2 separate regions of the Mus musculus genome follow, and region 1 is linked to region 2. A link is a loop called in an ENCODE intact Hi-C map of the cell type or tissue named here. Cell type or tissue: left cerebral cortex. All regions are shown on one strand.

Evidence for each region. Hi-C counts contacts between places; a loop is a spot of excess contacts. Peaks named below come from ENCODE experiments on the same cell type or tissue, not always from the same donor. Only the 100,000 strongest peaks of a DNase experiment are listed, where the experiment ranks them.
Region 1: it touches region 2 in a loop (4-fold over the local background); 2 of 42 quality-filtered maps call a loop at or near these places.

What each region holds. Positions count from the first base shown.
Region 1 is chr2:68,857,370-68,865,369 of GRCm38, forward strand. It overlaps Cers6 (ceramide synthase 6), which reads left to right and starts at 4,072. Exons shown (of 10, transcript NM_172856.4): 1 at 4,072-4,436. The coding sequence starts at 4,267. In left cerebral cortex, a CTCF peak has its summit at 4,080; DNase peaks (open chromatin) are centred at 3,765, 4,061, 4,493, 4,887 and 1 more place; H3K4me3 peaks cover 2,792 bases; H3K27ac peaks cover 1,510 bases.
Region 2 is chr2:68,977,698-68,985,697 of GRCm38, forward strand. The region is part of intron 3 of Cers6 (ceramide synthase 6); the gene reads left to right. Among named protein-coding and RNA genes, the nearest start is that of Gm52515, 13 kb to the left of the region's middle. In left cerebral cortex, no CTCF peak of the experiment used is centred here; DNase peaks (open chromatin) are centred at 1,299, 3,831, 4,231 and 5,904; H3K27ac peaks cover 542 bases.

The DNA of each region.
Region 1 (8,000 bases), 120 kb before region 2:
GATCTGTGTGTGTGTTAGTGTGTGTGTGTGTGTGTGTGTGTGTGCGTGCATGTGTTTATAGAATAAGTATTACAGTCTTGTGACACACAAATTCATAGCAGAAGATCATGGAAACTTCTGGCTGTTCTCTTGCTCCCAAGACATAGAAATCCCTTGTATGTGAACTCTAATGTAAGTGGAACTAAGGTGTGGAGGTGCACCCAAAGATGAAAAACTGACTTAACTTTATTGATGGTTTCCGGTTGCCTGGAAAACCAAGTGTATTCTCATATTCTCCTTCATATTCAGATTACAGGGCTGTTTCCCAACTGTAGTGCAGACAATGTATACTCATGTCCCTCAACAAAGGTTACTTTTTCTAGCTTTTCTTTTTCTTGTTGCTTCTGCTTATCAGCCATTCATTCTCTCATTGAGCGATACACTTGTTTGCTTCCCTACAGCAACAAGTAGAAGTCCTTATTGTGCAGGTGTGAGCTGGCATCCTTGGAAATGGCTGTCTCTCCTGTGACAAACTGTCCTTTGAGTCTAAGAGCTTGATATGTGCTCTCAGAGTAATGCCTTGGACATCAGGACTCTTGGAGTCCTAATTAAAGTAACAATAATATAACCAGATAGGGAAAGCTCCCACAAAGTTAAACTGATTCTTGGAATTTCAAGATGAGAAGGCAAATAGCACTCATGAACCACGTATGGCCTGAAGCTAAAAGCAGGCGGAGCTCTCTGTGTCTTTGATTTTTACATAACTCTTTGGGTCTGACTTATGCTTTCTGTAGCAAACTAGCTCTTACTTTTCCCAGCTTTACAATGAAGTATGGGGGGCGGTATTCTCTGAGTTTAAAAATCCTTGAATCCAAGTGTTTACAAAATAAGCTGCTGACCAAACCTCTATTATCTGAAGAAGGACCTTCACTACTATCTGAGCCTAGCCGTGGATTAACATGGTCAGATAAGAAATGATGGCTCGTTCCCTTGTATTTTCACACTAATTATTTGGGTAAGGGGTGGTATGATGGAGCCACTGCTCCAGACAGATATGGTGGACGTGCAAACGAGGTGTGTGCTTTCCAATTTGTGGGCATGGAGGGGAAGAATTTCCACAGGCTCTTTTCCATATCTAATCTCCTGCTAGCTTCAGGATAGTGAGGTAAGACAGGTGCCATCCTTAGGCACCACACCCAGGAGGACACATGCATGCCTTTAGAACCCAAACAACTTATCCAAGATTCTGACAGGTCGTAAATCCTCCTTCTAGAATGGCCTGACAAAAATCCATCTTCTATAATATTCTTTAAATCCTACTGTATCCCTAAAGCGAGAATGGTGCCAGGTGAGGGAGAAGCCTTGCCTTTTGTCCTCTTATCGCTTTCTCCTCTGTAGAAATGCAGTTTCAGAGAAACAGGAAAAGGGGCAAGTTACAAAGCTGCTTACCCATGTTCTGACCTGGGGACGGTGACCTCTCCTCTCCAAAGAAGATTCATGTCCATGACATCTCCTTTCTGCTACCCAGAAATGAACTTTGTGCTTCCCAAGAACCTAACATGGGACACTGAACTTAGTTACTCAAATGGTCTCTCCACCTAGAGTGTTTCCTTTTGGGGACGATGATTTTAGGAGTAATGTTGACTCATTAAGTCAACAGTTTATGTACCAGGTACAGAAGAACAGGGATGAAGCAGGTTTAAAAACTGGAATTGTGTGACAAAACTTTCAACCTGTTAACTATGTACTAGGCAATGCTCTTTAACATTTGAAGCTACACTGTTTAATAAAATAGATATGGTTGTATATATATACCACATATATGAAATATATATATCTATATCCCCTACACACACATATGGGTTTCTTTGGTTTGTTTTGTTGTTTAGTTTTGTTTTGTGTTTTTGTTTTTAGGACAGGGTTTCTCTGTGCAGATCTGGCTGAGCCGGAACTCATTGATCTATAGACCAGGCTGGCCTCAAACACACTCATCTGCCTGCCTCCTGAGTGCTGGGATTAAAGGCGTGTGCTGATCACACTTGGCTGATATATATATGCGTGTGTGTGTGTGTGTGTGTGTATGTGTGTGTGTATGTATATATATGTATATATGTATATATACATATATTTACACACATATATACACACATACACATATACATGTATATATACACATACATACACATATATGTGTATATATATATTTTTAAAGTTTTTGAGGCTTACATTTTAGAGACAAAGTGCCAATAATGGTGTATGTTGTGTTAATGGTGGTGATGGCTTTGGGGAGGAATAATTGTACATTAACTTGAATGATAAAGGGAAGGCCCTATCCAGAGTAAAATGAAGGGAAGAGAAAAAGGATATTTTAGGAACGATGTTTCAAGGACAGAGGAAAACACACACACAAAGACTGTGTGGGTACGGTAGGTATGTTTTGTAAAGAGCAGGGAGCCCCGAGGGAAGAGAACACACGAGATCAGAGAGATAATAAGGAACCAAATGTCTTAAGACATAATGGCTTTGACTTCTGCTTGGGGGAGAACAGAGCTAAAGCAGGTTTAAGTACTGGAATTGTGGGACAAACATTTCAACCTGAGCACTATGGCCAAGAGAGGACAGTAATGGGACACAGGCAGAACTGGGGTTTGAGTGGTGATGGGGACTGCTCAGATGTGAAATGGTACGGCAGTTTAGATCAGCTGGTAGCCAAACAGGTAGTGGAGGGTGTAAGGTAATGGTTTATAAAATGACTTGGATGAATTTGTGATGTTAGAAAGGAAGTATGCAAGCAAGAGGAAAGTGGCTGCTTCCTTTTGGACTGAGCCGTGACCACAGGAAGGACAGGTCTGGAGGAGAGAGTAGTCATCGACCATCCAAAGAGAACTGCTAGGGACTGAATGTGTTCTCCCCAAATTCAGTGCACTGGCATTTGGAGGCTAAGCCCTTGGGATGTAATTAGTTTATGAGAATGAAATCTTGGGATGTAATTAACTTATGAGGATGAAACCTTGGTTGGAGCCCTAGTCAGATGACACACGGGTGCAGTCTCTCTGTCTCTGCAACAAGAAATTCTCTGCGAAGACAATCACCTGTCAGGAAGAGTCCAGGAAGGGTGTCTTTGCCACCCCTTAGATTGCCTAGAACTTTGGCTTTGGACTTTGCCTCTGCAAGTATGAGGAACGCATTTTCATTGATTGAGCCATATGTCAAAACAAACAGCCTGAATTAAGGCAGGAACTGACCTTTGCAATCACAGCTGACCTTGAGTGACTTCATTGGGTGGGGAAGGCATGAATGGAAGTTCAATAAAGAACAGGAGGTGAGAATCAGGAGGCCTTGAGAGTTTGGTTTAAAGGCAGGGAGAGGAGGAATAAATACTCCTGCCCCCATTATCTACCAAGTCAAAATGTGGTTCCCACAGTATTTTCAGAGGTTACTGGCGCAGTTCCCCATAATGCTGCCGTTACTAGCTGCTATCACCATTAGACACCATCATCAAGCAATTCATTAATCAATCATAAATGCCTAATTTCTTGTGCTACTTCATAAATCAAAATTAGGAGCCTTGTTCCTTGGGGGACCCAGCTCAAGGGGAAGCAGTAGTGTAAAACGTGCCAGGAAGGTCAAGGAGGGGGGTGAGGTGCGGGTCGGAGGCAGAAGTCTCTTGCCAAATCATCCAGCCCCAGTTCCTGATTTTCTTTTAGCACTGGAGAGGATGATCCTTCCCCTCCCACTCCTTCCTCCTTCGCCTTTGCGCCCCCTACTTCTTCTTCTGGGGTTCTTTTTCAGCGCAGGGCTCTCTCTGGAAGCTCGGCCCCTGCCAGGCTCCTTTTCGCCTCCCTGCGCTCAGGAAGAGGACAAGAGCGCAGACACTCCAGTGGGGCAGGAGCTGGCGTTCTAACCAGGTGCGACCCAACTTGGGGCTGGGACAGAGGTGCGGGACGCGCTCCAGGTGCGGGTCCAGAGCCAGAGCGCGGCCCGCAGCTCCCAGGGCGTGGGCGAGCCGGCCGCGTGTGCCTCGGTGCTTGACGGGAACACTAGCCAATCAGGGCGTGCGGCCAGGCTGCCACGTGACAGGCGAGGCGGCCCTTTTCCCAGCGCGGCCAGAGGGAGGAGTGGAGCGGATCGCGGAGCCTGAGAGTGCAGCGGCCACAGAGGAGGCGGCGGCAGGCGGAGCGGCAGCGGCAAAGGCTCCCGGCCAACCCAGCGCGCATCCCCAGTGCCCTGAGCTGCAGAGAGCTCGGAGGAGCGCGGGAGCAGCGACACCGGAGTGGACAAAGCAAGATGGCAGGGATCTTAGCCTGGTTCTGGAACGAGCGGTTTTGGCTTCCGCACAATGTCACCTGGGCAGACCTGAAGAACACGGAGGAAGCCACCTTTCCGCAGGCGGAGGACCTCTACCTTGCCTTCCCCTTGGCCTTCTGCATCTTCATGGTGCGGCTCATCTTCGAGAGGTAAGAAGGGCCGAAGTGCCTGCTCTCCCGCACACACGCACACGCGTGCACACTCGCCTGCTCCGTGGCGCACGCCCCCGCGCTTGGGCTCACACCTCCCAACCTTTGTGTTCTCTGTGGGGTCCCGATCCCTCGGCCAGGCTGACTTCTAGGGAGCTAGAGAGGGTCCAACTCGACCGCGGATTTCCTCCGGGGCGCCACGAAGGGGCGGCAGGGCGCTTGGTCACCGCCCGCGCTCCTCCTTTCCCGGCTTCCTCCTCCTAGAGAGGGTCGGCGAACAAAGGTGAGCGGAGGCTGGCCGCGGGGAACCGCTGCGCCGAGGGCTCGGCCGGCTCCCTCCGAGCCGGCACTAGGCGCTTCCAGATTGGGCTTCTCCTCCGAGGCTCGCCGCCACCCACCTGACAGCCTGGAACGATGGGGACGCGCGGCCCGGAGGGAGGAGGAGCGCACACACTTCCAGCCCTTCCACTCTTGCACGCACGCGGGCCGCGCTGCAGAAGAATTTGCTCGGACCTTTGGCTTTAGCTTGCTCCCTGGCTTCCATCCGTGACACGGAGTTTTAGGCCCTGGGTCCTGGGAAATAGGTGACGACAGCACTCCGGATCGCTACTGGTTTCTTTAAAAGAGGGCAGAACAGGACCGGTGCCCCTCGAAATAGTCATTTGAATCGATAGTAGGACCCCGTGACTAATCATAAGCGTCTTGCTGGTACCGGAAGACACTTGAAACGTTAAAAGAATTGTCTCATAATTTTTGGTATGAGTCCTCGATTTGGTTAGATCTCGCCATTGTAACTGCACACAAACTTGTGCTACTCTCACTGAGTCAGCCTTAAGTCACAGAACTAGATCTTGCCTGCTGTGCATTCAACACTTACTCGTGAAACAAAATCAGCACCGCACACTTCTTTCTTTTAACTGAAAAAAAAATCGCCTTCCTCTTTCCTCCTCCCACCTCCATTCATCAGCGAAGGCTGATTTCTTAGATCACAAATATCCATTTCTACTCTAACCTCCCTTCCCTGCCTCCAGCTCACCTTGGCTGTTGCTCAGGCTGCTGCTATCTTGTTTACTGTTGGTTTGCCTAAATCCATTATTGAGAATGTCAGAATGTATCTTTTGTGTCTTTTGTTGCCTGAAATAGCAGCTAAGCTTCCTGGGAACTAAAAAAGTATGTTTTGTGCTAAGGAAGGTGTAGTTTTCAATGGGCAGTGTTGTTGATTATGAAGTAAGTCAGCTGTTGCCATGCTGAAATTGACTCGCACAAAGGGACAGCCTCTATTTTAAAAGGATTGGATTCCAGTGCGGATATGTCATTGATCCAGCGCCTAGTCTCACTGTGACAAAGCTGGTGTGTTTGAAGGCTGCAAGTATTTACCTACAGAAAATAGGAACTCGAGTCTAACCTTGCCATTTCTGCAAAGACAAGCTGACTTTTAGGGATAATAGCAGGCTGTTGCCTGTGCAGGCACAGTTTGGGGGGGGGGGGCTCCATACATAGTTGCTGGATGACACCCAATGAAATCTGTCTGGATTCACTTTTGGGTACCCACTTTAAAGGAAATATCTAGTTGTCAATTTTGTAGAACAAAAATCAAGGCAGCTCATGAACCATATGTGAATGCTACATTTCCTCAGAATTCTCTCTCGGTCTGCTTCTGGGCTCTTCAGTAGGTTGGAAAATATTGAAGATAGCTTGGTTTGTGCTTGGCTTTCTTTGTCTTACACGCGCGCACACATTCCACTGATGTAATATCAGACTGAAGGTTCAGTTTTCTTTTTCTCAGAAATATTTTTCTTCCTAGCATAATCTAATGACTTTAAGAATTTATACAAAAGGATCAGCAAGCAGTCTTCAACTACCAGTAGTGACGACCCGTGTGTGTGTGTGTGTGTGTGTGTGTGTGTGTGTGTGTGTGAGAGGCCATCGATGAGAGTAGATGACATTTAATGGACTGTCTAGGAAGTGAGTAATGACTCTTTGTTCCCCGTGTGCGGGATGCCGCTGACTTTGTGGAGGGTAACTACTTTGTTTCTTCCTTCTATGGTCCTGACAGATGTAACTTTAACCATTCAGACCCAGGTCTCTAAAAGTCAGAGAGTAATTACATCTGGAGTGAGAGGCTCTACATTTTTGGGTTTTTATCAAACTCAAAGTACACACTCTGCTATTCAACCTATGGTGTGCATCTTGCCAGTGTCTATAGCTGAGCCAGACTGGATTGTTGTCAAAGATACAGCTTATGCTAGGTATCCTTTTGACATGATGCATGTGGAGTTTGTTTCTTTGTAGTGTTCTGTATTGGCTAACACTAAAGAATCCCATCATAAACTGAGTGCTTTTGTAATAGAGACACCTCCTCCAAGAGTCTGTGCTTTGATTATCATTTACTTCAAACTTGAGAGCATACTAGGAGATCTTTGATTATCCAAGATCTTTATCTCCCATTAAGAAAAGTCAGTAATGTTTTTGCAGAATTACATACTTGAGTGTGTCTTGAGTATAACACATTTATTTCTCTTCATACAGGAAACCACTAATGAACTGACTGAGTCGGGTCTTATCAATAGATGAATCGGGTCTTATTAATTGACTAGTTCTATCTTTTCTTTTCTTTTTTTTTTTCCTGCCACTGTTGGGGTGTGACAGAGAAGGCAGCAGTGGCTAGAACATGTCATTTTGCAACAACATATGGAGAACAATATGGTGTCCCAGCATGGCTGATTAAAAATAGAGCAGTCTAAGGTCACTGACTTGAGCCTGTGAAACACCCAGACCTCCCGGGCTGTTAGTAGCAGCCTTATACAACCCTTAGCCCTGGAGAGAAGTGGCATGAGCCAGTGTACTTACTGTCTGATTAGCAGAGAAAAACTGTTGAAAAACAAACAGATAGCATCTCTTCATGCCTTTAATCCCAGCACTGGGGAGGCAGATTCAGGTGAAATCTCTTGAGTTTTAGGCCAACCTGTTCTACAGAGCAAGTTCCAGGATAGCTAGGGCTATACAGAGAAACCCTGTCTCAAAAAACCAAAACAGAACAAAACAAAACAAATCAAAAGAATGAAAATTATAGTGTCTCCCATTATATTATGTTGGTGACTTGATGACAGAAAAAAAAAAACTTGATAGTGAAGAATTATCATTTACTCCATGTCTTGATTTAACACTTGTTCCTATTCTTCAGACTGTCCCTGGGAATCGTAACAAAGGCTTCTTCCAACTTCACTTTTTAAAAAAATGTCTCGTACATGAGAAATTAAAGTTTGGTTGAGTTTCTGATTGGAGATAAAACTTGTGGGAATTATACTTATGAAAGGCAACTTTACTGTATTTTCTTCTTGATGGATTTAAGAGAGATGCAGACAGTTCTGACCATGATCAGAATAGTCAAGTTCTAGTGAGCATGCATTGCAAGCTTGGAGCAGATCCTGCCGGAGGTATGTTTATTCCTCAAAACCAAATGACCATTGAGAGATATTCTTTAGGTGTTGTCACTTACGCCATCAAAACTTTCTTATTTTTATTTTCTCTGCATGAACCGACTAAAGGTTTATTTGTGGGGTA
Region 2 (8,000 bases):
TCGGTGTAAGATTCTACCATTTTTACCACAGTTCTGGAGTCTCAGTGCATATACTCTGCTTGACTGTATTTGAAAGTTTCGTGTTAGTAGTGGATGCTAGATTAAGCTTCCTATATCCATTAATTTTTTTGTTTCTAATTTTCATAATGCCTCACTTGGTCCTCGTGTTCGAGGCATGGAAATCAAGACTTAGAGAATCTGAGAAACTTATCCCCAAACAAGGGACGTGTATAACCATGAGGAGCGATCATGATCGAGTGATGATCCTGATCATCCACGCTCCCCCCTGGATGCCTCTTGCTGCTTTCTGGACGTGGCTGCTGCATGCTAGTGGCCACCTCTTAACATGAGAGTTTAGCCATACAGTCGTGCAAGCATCTTACCCTTGGTGGGCTCTGGTGAAGGCCCGTGAAACCGGCAGTTATCACACCTCATGGGCAGTGTTATTAATTTGCCAAAACATTCATTGAGAAAAATGTGGTTTCCACAGTAGACCTTTCCCAGCTGACGCTTAAATAGTATCATTTTAACTACAAGCTATTAAAGTGTCCTCAGTCAAAGATTTGCTTTCCCTGGAAACGGCGTCCCCTGGTTTAATTTCATCGTTACAAAGATGGATGAGAGCAGATTCTAGAGACCTTTTGCAAGTTTGGAATGCGTGAATGATGAAAGTTACAACAAAGGAGTGGCAGTCCCCTGGAGCTTTTAGACAAGGCTGCCGTGGGTGGAGAAATAAACATACTTTATGAACAAACAGGTTCTGCACACAGAGGCCCTAAGGCTGGGATTTAAATGTTGAAAGAAGGGTATCCGATGAGAAAATATCAAGATTAAGGTATTAAAACTTACAAAAGGAAAGCTACCAGTTCTTGACGGCCTTAAACTAGGTGTCACAAAATATATGGCAGTTCTGGTAAGTTTCGATTCAGGAGGGGGAAGATACGAGAATAAAATCGATGTCCTAAGTTACCACTGAGTATTTTATTGGGTTCTAGCTTTACAAAGGCCATGGCCCTCAAACGAACAGTGTTAGTACGAGGGGGATGTGGTGGAGGAAGTGTCACTTCAGATAGGCCAGGAAAGAAATGTTCTCACCAGCAGAATGCGGAACATAGGTAGGGAGTATATTACTGCCGAGGTCAGAGCACAGAGGGCAGAGAGGCCCTCCATCAGGACAGTGTGAGAAAGCCTGTTGTTGGGTGGAGTTCAGACATGGGGAAGAGAGAACTGGTTAGAAAGCCGACCAAGCTGCGTAGAGCTCTGAATCTTGTAACAGAAGCTTAATCAGGATGCAGTGTTTGTGGTAGAGCGTGGGAGCAGGATTTGATGGCGTGACACTTCACGGTCAGCCTGATTGCAGCGTGCAGCATGAAAGTGTGGTTTGAGGCTGGTGTCTGCAGAAACGTTGCAGGTGAAATGTTGGCTACAGTAGGGTGGAGGCATTTCAGGCATGCTAGAGTTCTTTGTTCATGACCCCTTCTTTTTTTTTTTTTTTAAAGCAGAGTGGAGTAGATGCTCCTTAGCTTTGTGCTACTAGGAGTAGAAGGGTATTATGACAAAAATGTGTTTCTTGAACAGCTTCAGGAAACTTGGGGTATCATGTGTACTTGTTCCTATTGAGGCTTTAGCAAATGAAGAGAGAGTAGTGTAAGTCAATCCCTATCTATTATCTTATTGTTCTGAAAGCCAGAAGGTCTGCTTTCACTGGGATAAGCTCAGGGTGTCCGTGGGTTACACTGCTTCTGTGGCCAGAGGGTTCTAGCTGCTATAGGCTGCCAGCACTCCTTGTTTTTTTTTTTTTTTTTTTAATCATTGTTTTCTTTTTTTTCCATTTTTTATTAGGTATATAGCTCATTTACATTTCCAATGCTATACCAAAAGTCCCCCATACCCACCCACCCCCCCTCCCCTACCCACCCACTCCCCCTTTTTGGCCCTGGCGTTCCCCTGTACTGGGGCTTTATTGATACTCTTCTGCTAAGGCCCACATTTAGGCAACTACTGAGATGTCTAAAACCTTTGGGTCTATTTCTCCTCTCCTCTCTAAAACCTTTGGGTCTATTTCTCCTCTCCTCTCCCCTCCCCTCCCTTCCCCCTCCCCCTCCTCTTCCCCCTCCCCTCTCCCTCCCCTCCCCCTCCCCTCTCCCTCCTCCCCCCCTCCCCTCTCCTCTCCTGACTCCAACTTTCTGGCCTTCCTGCCTTCTCTTCAGTGACCCCTGTGATTATATTGGGCCCACCAAGAATATCCAAGATACTCCCTCACCTCAAAGATCATAGCAGCCATGTAAGGTTACCCACTGCCCCCTGTTTTTAAAACAGCATCTCTCATTGGCCTAGAACTCACCAAGGAGACTGGGTGGGCAGCCCAGTTAGCTCCAGGGATCTGCCTAGCTCTAGTGTGTTAACTGCATACCACCATGTCCAGCCGTTGTTTTCTGAGTTCTGCAGAGCGAACTCAAGGGTAGGAGGTGAGCATTTATCACCTGAGGCATCTATTCCCTTGTACTCTCTCCTTTCATCATCCAATCGTGTTCTTACAAGCCCCACTGAGTGAAGTTCAGGCTTGTCTATTCAGTGCGAGGATGAAGAAGTAAGGTATTAAAGCTAATAGAAGAATAAAAGCTACAGAAGAGTCAAAGGACAACAGAGGGTGACAGAAATGTGTTTCTTCCGTATGTTTATGCAAATAAGCAAGACATGACAGCACAACTTTTTTTTTCCTGTCCGTTTGTCAACAATCCTGTGTTTTAAAAGTTAAAAACAGACATGATATGCAGAAAGCATTTTTATTTAGTCAATCACTACTAAATTAACTGAACTTCTTCTCTGAGCTTTACAAGTCCTTTATCATTTGAAAAGAAAAATTTTTTTTCATTGGGAGTATGCTCCCATTTTCCTCACATGTGAAGAATATCAACCTCCGAAGTAGATTATAAGCCTTTTAGATGAAAATAAAAATTATAATCTTATAAAAGGATACCATATATAAAACTTTATAGAATATTTTCTCCAAAATTTTCATTTAGAACCTCATAAAATTTTTTCTACACTGATTATATGTGTGTGTGTGTGCATGTATTCAAAATTTTGCTCAGAATATCCACTGGATCATTGAATTCCTATCTAATCCTCTGCCGTAGCCTCCGTCATTACCCTCAGCCCGGTGTTAGTCTGTTTGGCAGCAAGTGCTTGGATCGGTAAGACTCCAAGCACGTTCGATGAAGAGATGTCTCTTCATCATGCTCACCCGCTACTGCTCTGTGCTATTTTTATTTTACTTCAGAACTCTTTAAAATCCTGTAAGATCCCATGCCCCTGGGCTTATGTTAGTGTATGATTCTTTCATTTTAGCTACACATAACATCCTGAATAGTCCCCCTTAAGAATGAAAAAGGATGCTTTGTTCATACACTGCCATTGTACTTAGAAAAGTTATTTTAAGGTAGTATTTATAAAGATTTCCTGAATCTTTTATTGTTAAACATCTTATGTAAATCATTCGATGCTTGCTTGAGGTATTTGGTGAGTCATTCATCAACTAGTACTAGGTAGGACGACAAGATGAATAATAAGATTCATTCATTCATTCATTCATTCATTTAAAAAGAGCCTATAGTCTGTTCTGCGCCAGGCCTGTCTTCTTCCTGTGGGCGCTGCAGTGAACAGAGAGTGTGTTCCGTCTCCGTGAAGCTTATGTTCTCAGACCTCACACTGAAGCATAGAGACCAGAGTGTAGATCCGGACGCCATCACTCAGTTCCTCTGTGAGCCCAGGCAAGGCACTTCGCATGTCTGACTCACAGTGTTGCTTTTTCACAAGACAGAGAGAACAGTACACACTCAGAGTGGAACATGGATGAAAGCCGTGTGCCGTAGAATGTGGCATGGAGTTGTGGTTCTGTTTATCATTTTGTGACAAAATGCTACCTCCTGGAAATACAGTGGAGGAGGGAGCATGCTAGTGTTCTCATGTGGAAAACTGAGACATCATAATAAGCATTTATATCCTCTGTGTATTTCCTGTTTAACCCTTTCCTACCCACACACCATTCTGGTCCTCCAATGATCTGATGTCCTTCACACTCCCAACAGCTACCCCAAGTCTAGATTCATGTGCTCTCTGGTCTCTAACCTCACAGTGCAATGTGGACGGGCCCCTGCGCTCTTCTGCATTCCCCTGCCTGTTTCTGCTTCAGCTTCTCAACTCCACTGTTCTCCTTTTCTTCTTTATGTCAGTCCTATATCCCAGCTTCAAAGCTCAACCCATGTCCTGGTATCACCATGGTTACGCTGCTATTTCTTCTCATGTGGATTTCTTCAAAAGTTCCTCTCTGAACTCTCGTAGGTCTCCTAACAAGCGCTGTTTATTTTAGCTACTACCCACTATTTACAATTTCTCTTCCTTCGTTTTACACATTGAAATGTTTGTCTTTTCGCCAGCTAAGCTGCTACGCTCTGTAAATTGCATGAGATTTTGTGGACTGATTGACAGTGGGCCTAAGGAATGTATCGCCTTCCGATGAGACCTAGAGAGCTGCCTCGTGCTGTCTGGGGGCTCTGGGGATGCAAGTGCAGCTGACTCTTAGGTTTAGTGAAGCTGATGGATGCAAATGACTGCTACCTTTGCTGGAGCTTAATGCCCTGTCCTGTAGAGAGGGAAGCTCTGTCACTAGCAAGCCATTCCACCTTGCTTTTAGGGAGGTTTGCAGAACCCGAGCTTGGGCTCACACCAGGAACAGCATCCCAGGAGAGACGAGCAGCTGATGGTTTGCATGCAATGCTTTGGTAATTCCCTGCCCTGCTCCTGACGGGCAGAGTCTGAGATACTTGGGAGAGTATGTGCAGGGTATAGAGAGGGGCTTTTGTGTTAGTTTGGGTTATGGCCCACACTTTCTTCTCATGTGGTTCCTGCTAGGGAAACTTTAGACCAGCACTAGGCTGAGCGCTGAGACACTTTGGGAAACATTAATGTCAATCAGCTGCTCATTAAGATACAAATGCCAACACTATTTGCCTTCGAATGATTGCGTTGTTTCTTTTAAAAGATGTTTACCTTTTCGTATTTGTTGATAGTCTCCTATGTGTGTATAATGAATTTTAGCCCTTTCACCTTCCTCCCATTTCCCTCTCTCCCCCATTCTCCCTCCCACTGGAACCATTCTTTTTCCCAAAGGGTCTGTCTTTTACTACCATGTTGCTTTTGTATGTAGAACCCACTGTGAGCATGGGTAGCAAGTTACTTCCCCAAGCATGAACAATTCATCAGAAGCCACACCACTGAAGAAAGTGACAAATTCTCCCCCAGTGACCATTCACTTCCTGTAGTCCCTCAGGGAGGCCTGTGGGGGACTCATGAGTCTCTCCCCTTAGAGGGTATAGAATAGGTTAAGTGGAAGCAGTCTGTTGTCATGGGTCTTTTTTTTTTTTTTAAACTTGACTTCCTGACCTATTTCCAGAATGTTCTGTTCACGTGACTATGAAAGGATAGCCTGGCAGAACAGCTTTGGAGGGAAAATGGTGTTACAAGAGAGACTGCTCAAATACTCCAAAGGCTCGGTTCCTTGCCTGCAAGCACGGAAATACTGTTTTAGGGCCCTGCTCCTTTGTTAGCCCACACAATTTTAAATTGAAAACATGGGTTATGAAGTTAGTATAATCATCTGTTTGCTCTGAAGAAAACATGAGTGTGAGATTCTTTTATCATAGCAAAAGTACTAAGTAGATGTCTTGGTCCCTTGGGAATGCAAGGTTTTTCTCGTCTCCTTCCTAATTCTGGAATTCTAGTGGTTGAGCACTGAGGCAATGTCTGACATATCTCTGACTCACTTTCATACCATTGCTAACTAAGCTTAGACTTTCTCAACTGCCACATACCAAAGCCAGGTGACAGGATGCCTTCCTATATAAAGACATTCTGGGACCAGCCCTTGGGAGTTCTGGAGACAAGGTTGCATGTAACCCAGATTGGCTTCAAACTTGCTTTGTCGTTGACTATGATTTTGAAATTAGCCTCCTGCTTTACTTCCTGAGGGCTGGGATCGTAGGCTTGCATCATCCTGGCTGGTTTATGCAGTGCTAAGGATTGAGCCCAGGGCCTTCTGCTTTTTAGGCAAGCACTCTACCAACTGAACTACATCCCCAGCCCTTATGTGCCCACTTTAGAAGATGAAACAATATCAATTGTGTGTTAATTACATTAATTGAAGGCTTATATAGGAATGCTTACTCATTTACTGCCACGAAGTAACATGTTCACATTCCTCATTGGCGTCTGTCTTTGACTGCAGTGGAGTCACTTCATAACATCCAGAAGAAACCAGCAGACTTTGTTCTTTTTACCCCCATTGCAGTTGTGTTTGGCATCTACTTTTGAAGTTGTTCCTCTAACTCAGTGGTTCTCAACCTCCCTAATCCTTCCTAATTCCTGTGATCCTTTAACACAGTTCCTCATGTTGTGCTGATGCCCAACCATAAAATTGTTTTGTTGCTACTTCCTAACTGTCATTTTGCTAGTGTTATAAATCATAATGCAAATATCTGTGTTTTCTGAGGATCTTAGGTGACCCCTGTGAAAGTATCTTCCAACCCCCAAAGGGGTCATGACCCACAGATGGAGAAGCACTGCTCTAAAGTTTATCCCGTGCCCAGCCATCCTTTACCTCTTTAGTGCATTTTATTTTTGTTTCTTCCAATAGATGTATACTGGCAATCTCTAAAACTCTCCCTTACTGCATTCCTTACTAAAAGAGATCTTAAGAGGCTGTTTGTAATCATGTCTGATATGAACAGTTACACGGTCATGATGCTAGAATAGTCAAGCCTTTTGTTTGCTTTTTTGTTAAATGCCTCTGCTTTCTTAAAAGAGCTGATGGCATCAGCTGACCTTTCTAAGCATCACAAACTAACATTGATTGAGGAGGTCAAGTGGCTTCATTAAGAGAATACTTCTTTGTTCAAAAATAAAGCACCCAAGAGAGAACATTGTCAATAAGAGACTGTGTAAGAACTTGAGTGCATGACAAACTCTTCCTTTTGGAAAGGAAGAAAGAAACCCCCAGCTACTCATAGTATAGTGATTAACAAAGGGTCTTCTTTTTTCTCCCTCCATCTGTACTAGAAATGTACTTTTTTTTTTCTCATCCGAAATTCATTCCTTTTGTAGCTGAAACCTGGCAAAGTCAAGTGGTTTATTAAAAAGAATGGGGAATTTTAATGGGCTGATGATGCCCCTTTATATCTGTAAACTATATAGATAATCTGTGGCATTCTGAGAATCACAGACAATACAGCTATAGGATCAATGAAAAACACAGCTCTTAATTTCTCAGCCACTAAAGAAAGAACTCATGACCATCTCTGCAAGATTCTTATCAATCTTATGTTCCCCAATAGAGCAATAGCCTTTAATTTCCCTGTAAAGTTATATTAAGTGCCACACTCATGACATTGAACAGTTATACACAAGCTGGATCTTTTGTGGGGAGAATCCATTAGGCTTGGGGAGAGGAGATGTGTGGAGAAGACTTTCACTGGGACCTGGTCATGATAATCTACTTCCCTTGAGATTCTTTGCTGCCTCAGAAACAAGAGAAACCCGGGCCTGAAGAGGTCACGGAGATTGAAGTGTGCAGGTTGTAACAGAGGCACTTGACATTTGTAAAGCGCTGTAATTTCCAAGGCTTCTTTGTAAGCACTATTAAATTCCAAATCACAGCACCTCTCTGGTACAGAATCAGGAATTAGAGAGACTTCCTCCTTCTCTGCGTATTTCTTTCTACTTCCCTTCTCCTTTTCAACATGTAGGGAAACAGGGACTCTGCAAGACTGAGCAAATTGGGTGAGAAGTCACTGTGTAGAAAAATGGAAAAATGAGAACCAGGCTGCTTGTTTGAGACGAAGAGAAATACTCAGAGGTACACTGGTGCTTCTCTCTCATTTCCTAGCCACACAAGCCTGCCTCTCATTTCCCTTCATTCTCATGCCCTCCTGGACATGGAAGAC